2 separate regions of the Homo sapiens genome follow, and region 2 is linked to region 1. A link is a loop called in an ENCODE intact Hi-C map of the cell type or tissue named here. Cell type or tissue: CD14-positive monocyte. All regions are shown on one strand.

Region 1 (2,500 bases):
GCCCTCCCCTCCTTCCATCTCCACCTCCGCCTCCACCACGTCCTTGATCTGTGTCTGGGCTGGGAAGAGTGAGAGCAGCTACCCCAACGACATGAGACCCTTCCCTGGGGCCCCAACGTGTGTGCTGCTCTTCCCTTCCCTGAGGCCCCGACGTGTGTGCTGAGCTCCCCTTCCCTGGGGCCCCGAAGTGTGTGCTGCTCTCCCCTTCCCTGAGGCCCCGACGTGTGTGCTGCTCTCCCCTTCCCTGAGGCCCCGACATGTGTGCTGAGCTCCCCTTCCCTGGGGCCCCGACGTGTGTGCTGAGCTCCCCTTCCCTGAGGCCCCGACGTGTGTGCCGCTCTCCCCTTCCCTGGGGCCCCGAAGTGTGTGCTGAGCTCCCCTTCCCTGGGGCCCCGAAGTGTGTGCTGAGCTCCCCTTCCCTGAGGCCCCGACATGTGTGCTGAGCTCCCCTTCCCTGAGGCCCCGACGTGTGTGCCGCTCTCCCCTTCCCTGGGGCCCCGAAGTGTGTGCTGAGCTCCCCTTCCCTGGGGCCCCGAAGTGTGTGCTGAGCTCCCCTTCCCTGAGGCCCCGACATGTGTGCTGCTCTCCCCTTCCCTGGGGCCCCGAAGTGTGTGCTGAGCTCCCCTTCCCTGAGGCCCCGACATGTGTGCTGCTCTCCCCTTCCCTGAGGCCCCGACGCGTGTGCTGCTCTCCCCTTCCCTGATGCCCCGACGTGTGTGCTGAGCTCCCCTTCCCTGGGGCCCCGACGTGTGCGCTGCTCTCCCCTTCCCTGGGGCCCTGACGTGTGTGCTGCTCTTCCCTTCCCTGGGGCCCCGACGTTTGTGTGCTGAGCTCCCCTTCCCTGAGGCCCCGACGTGTCTGCTGCTCTCCTCAGCTCCTGGGGCTCCTGGGGCTGAGGGGCTGCATCTGTCTCAGCCTGGCCGTGACCCACTCAGCCGTGCTTCCCCTCTTTCAGCCGGTGGCTGCTGGCAGCGGAATCCCCCAGATCAAGTGCTTCCTCAACGGGGTGAAGATCCCCCACGTGGTGCGGCTCAAGGTGAGGGTGCGGTGGCCCTGGCTGGGCAGGGTGGGCGCCCGCTCTTTGCTGGTTCAGGAGCAGCTCTCTTGGCTGCCTGCCTTCCAGAACTGGCCTCAGCCACCCTGTGTACTGGTGGCACTGTGTGCAGATGGGCTGGCTGGGTGTGAAGGGGTCACCTTTTTTTCTGAAAGTGGTAACAACTGGTATTTGCACATATTAAATTACGTAAGAAATGAGTAGTCATACAGAAATGCTTGCGTGGTGCATGTGTGACACAGCTGTGCGACGCGTCTGTGACTGTGGGCTGCGTGGTGGTGACTGATTCACCGTGGAAGCTGTCGTGGTAGTGGGCGTGTAGCAGTTTCCCGCTTTCAGTTTGCCTCATGGTCATTTACACTTGGTGTTATCAGAGCATCTGGTTCTGGAGGTGCTGGGAGTCCTGACCCAGTTCCGCTGTGGTTGCTTCTGTCTGTGCCGCCATCGTTCCTTAGCCTGAGACTTGCCGCAGCCCCGTCCCGTCTGAGGATGGGTGGGCAGCATGGCCGCTGCCCCCTGGGGGTGCTTCCGGGGCCTGGTCCCCGTGGCCAAGGAGCGGGACCAGTGTGTCCCCTCTGGCGAAAGCTCCCAGGTGACCTTGGGGTGCCCCTGCCCTGTGGTGGGAGATCAGGTTTACTGGAGCAGCTGGGAATGGCGACCCGCCTGTCACCCGCGCCAGGCTGGCCTGAACCTTCTTGGATGTTGCTCTATAACTTTTGTTGGCTGAGGGTTGAGTTTGCTCGGCATCTTTAACATACAGTCCTCCCCCACACACTCAGCGCCCTTGTGTTTAGGGTCTGCGCCCTTGTGGGTTCTGCCCTGGGGCAGGGAGGCTGATAAACACCTTACACACCTTCTCAGGTGGAGAGGATGAGGCCCCTGGGGGCGGGGAGCAGCCGAAGGGAGAGGGGGCATCGTGGAGCCGCAGGTGACCAGCCTTCCAGTGCCAGGGGTGTATGAGGAGCCTTGCTAGGCGGGGCTAGCGGGAACACCTCCCCTGTGCTGGCCACGCTGGCGGAGGCAGGTGTGCCTGTAGGATGCGGTGGGCGGCCCAGCTTTGCCTCAGGAAGGAAGGAAACGAAAGAACCCCTTGCCTGCTCAGTGCTGAGGCCACAGAGGGCAGGTCCCCCGAGTGAGTGCGGGGGACGCTTGGCTGCTGTTTAGCTCCACTGTGGCCATGGGGAGACCCAGCCTGGGGGTGCTGGCCCCCTCCCGGAGGCCCCGTGTCCCAGCCACTCTGCCTGATCGGGGCTGTGTGTGCTGTTTTACGGCTCAGGTCCAAAGACAGCGCCTGCCTTTTCATCAGAGGCCATGCGTCTCCCTGTGTTTCAGACGTTGGTGATCAAAGTGTCCGGTGTGATCCTGTCCGTGGTCGGGGGCCTGGCCGTGGGAAAGGTAACAAAGTGCACATGGCCACTCCAGCTGGAGCCTGAGGCCGCCGGGCCC
Region 2 (2,500 bases), 46 kb before region 1:
GACTCAGGCTCCGCGGCCAATGCCTGGACAGCAGACCAGGCGTTCCCGAACTTGCAGGCAGGACATTCAAGGCTGGAGGAGCGTCCTGGGGAGGCCGCCCTGGGCACTGCAGGATGCCTCCGTGGCCTCCAACCCACCCCTAGTGACAACCAAAAACATCTCCAGACGCCCCTAAACATCCTCAGGTGGAGCAACACCACCCCTGGCCTAGATGGGCTCTGAGGACAGAGCACCACCAGGACACCTGTCACTTATCATGTCCCCAAGCCCAGTCTGGGTCTCCTACAGCCAAAATCCAGTTCCTCGGTGCAAACCATGGACCCTGCCTTTCAGGAATCCCGGCAAAGGCACCATCCCCAGCGAATGTGGCCGCCCCTCGCTGCAGACAGCGCCTGGAGGTGTCTGACCGCCCTTCCCACCCACCCACGGTCCCCATGCCCGTGAGGAGCTGACCAGGCGCCACTAACCTTGGAGAGCCGCTGGGTCTTGCTTCTGATCCGCTCCTCCACCACCACCCGCCAGTCAGACGCCACGGCACTGCCAGGCTGAGAGACGGCTGCCTCTGGCAGGCACGGGGTGTTGGGACTTGGGGAGCCAGGTTGGGGAGTCCTCCCGAGGCACCCAGGCCTAGACAGCTCCTGGGCAGCCAGAGTCAGCACCTGGAGGGAGACAGGCCCAGGGCCGTCGCCACTGCTCCAGGGAAGAACATTTCCCAAGAGTCAAGTCAGCCAAAGCCCCAGAAACGGGCCCGGGGGCCCGCCCAGCCTGGGAGAAGGTGTGTTCTGGGAACAAGGAGAAAAGTCACTTCCCCGTAGCTCACAGCAACCGCGCCTTGGTAGGCGGGAAGGTGGGGAAGGTGGGCACCGTGCTCCAGGAGATGAGAACACGCCCAGGGCCGAGCGCAGCCTCATCCTAAAGCCACGCAGTCCCGCCACGCCAGAGCCACATGCCCTTATCCCAGGAAGTCGGCCTCACAGCAAAAGCAACGCTGCAGCGGCACGTGCCACGGGCGGGGGGACCTCAGAACATTGCAGAGAAGGCACCAAGGACCCATGTGCGCCTCCATCTCTAGGACACCTTCTCAACAGGCCAGCGCCAGACCGGAGGCTCCCAGGCTGGGAGGGTCGGGGCGACTGCTGACAGGGATGGGGTTTCCCTCTGGGGTGATAAGGACGCTCTGGGACTAGACAGAGGCGGCTGCGTGACACTGTGGATGTTCCGAACGCCACCCAAGTGTGCACCTTAGAACCAGTTACGGCTGAGGCGGGCGGATCACGAGGTCAGGAGATTGAGACCATCCTGGCTAACACAGTGAAACCCCGTCTCTACTAAAAATACACAAAATTAGCCGGGCGTGGTGGCGGGCGCCTGTAGTCCCAGCTACTCGGGAGGCTGAGGCAGGAGAATGGCGTGAACCCGGGAGGGGGAGCTTGCAGTGAGTCAAGATCGCGCCACTGCACTCCAGCCTGGGCGACAGAGCGAGACTCTGTCTCAAAAAAAAAAAAAAAAAAAAAAAAGACCAGTTACGGTGAGTTGTTCTCATGTTCTCAGTCTTTTTTGCTTTATTGTGGTAAAATATATACAAGATTTACCACGTTAACCCCTCCCCTCCCTTTTTTTTTTTTTTTTTTTTTTGAGATGGAGTCTCGCTCTGTCGCCCAGTCTGGAGTGCAGTGGCGCCATCTTGACTCACCACAACCTCCGCCTCCCAGGTCCAAGCAATTCTCCTGCCTCAGCCTCCCACGTAACTGGGACTACAGGCATGCACCACCATGCCCAGCTAATTTTTTGTGTTTTTAGTAGAAACAGGGTTTCACCATGTTGGCGAGGCTGGTCTTGAACTCCTGACCTCATGATCCGCCCGGCTTAGCCTCCCAAAGTGCTGGGATTACAGGTGTGAGCCGCCGTGGCCGGCTGCTTTTTTTTTTTTTTTTTTTTTTTAAAGAGACAGAGTCTTGCTCTATTGCCCAGGCTGCAGGGCAGTGGTGCCATCACGGCTCACGACAGCCTCAACCTCTGGGCTCAAGCCATCCTCCTGCCTCAGCCTCAAGAGTAGCAGGGACCACAGGCGCCCCACTCCCAGCTAATTTTCTTCTGGTGGAGATGACAGGGTCTTGCTATGTTGACCAGGTTGATCTCAAACTCCTGGGCTTGAGCAATCCTCCCACTTTGGTCTCCCACAGCACTGGGATGACAGGCATGAGCCGCCGCGCCCAGCCCGTTTTCCCCATCTTTAAGTGTACAGTTCCGTGGCATTAATAAGTACGTTCATGATGGGCAACCATCACCTCCGCCCTCGCCAGAACTCTTTTGCCTTCCCAAGCTGAAACTGTCCCCGTGAAACCCTCACTCCACATCCCCTCCCCAAGCCCCGGCAGCCCCGTCCGCTCTCCGTGAACTAGCTCCTCCGGACGGCTCGCTTAAGTGAAATCGAACGATATACAGGCCCTGGGGCTGCTTTAACTAAATGTTCTCAAGGCTCATCGTGTGGCAGTGCGTA

What was found. Hi-C counts contacts between places; a loop is a spot of excess contacts. Peaks named below come from ENCODE experiments on the same cell type or tissue, not always from the same donor. Only the 100,000 strongest peaks of a DNase experiment are listed, where the experiment ranks them.
Region 2: a loop joins it to region 1, with 1.8 times the contacts of the local background. A loop is called at or near these places in 2 of 110 quality-filtered maps.

The regions. Positions count from the first base shown.
Region 1 is chr16:1,457,643-1,460,142 of GRCh38, reverse strand. CLCN7 (chloride voltage-gated channel 7) reads left to right here. Exons shown (of 25, transcript NM_001287.6): 7 at 956-1,036; 8 at 2,387-2,449. Among named protein-coding and RNA genes, the nearest start is that of CCDC154, 14 kb to the right of the region's middle. In CD14-positive monocyte, no CTCF peak of the experiment used is centred here; a DNase peak (open chromatin) is centred at 1,312; H3K27ac peaks cover 288 bases.
Region 2 is chr16:1,503,569-1,506,068 of GRCh38, reverse strand. TELO2 (telomere maintenance 2) reads right to left here. Exons shown (of 21, transcript NM_016111.4): 16 at 468-659. Among named protein-coding and RNA genes, the nearest start is that of TELO2, 11 kb to the right of the region's middle. RefSeq lists an enhancer at 13-182. In CD14-positive monocyte, no CTCF peak of the experiment used is centred here; no DNase peak of the experiment used is centred here.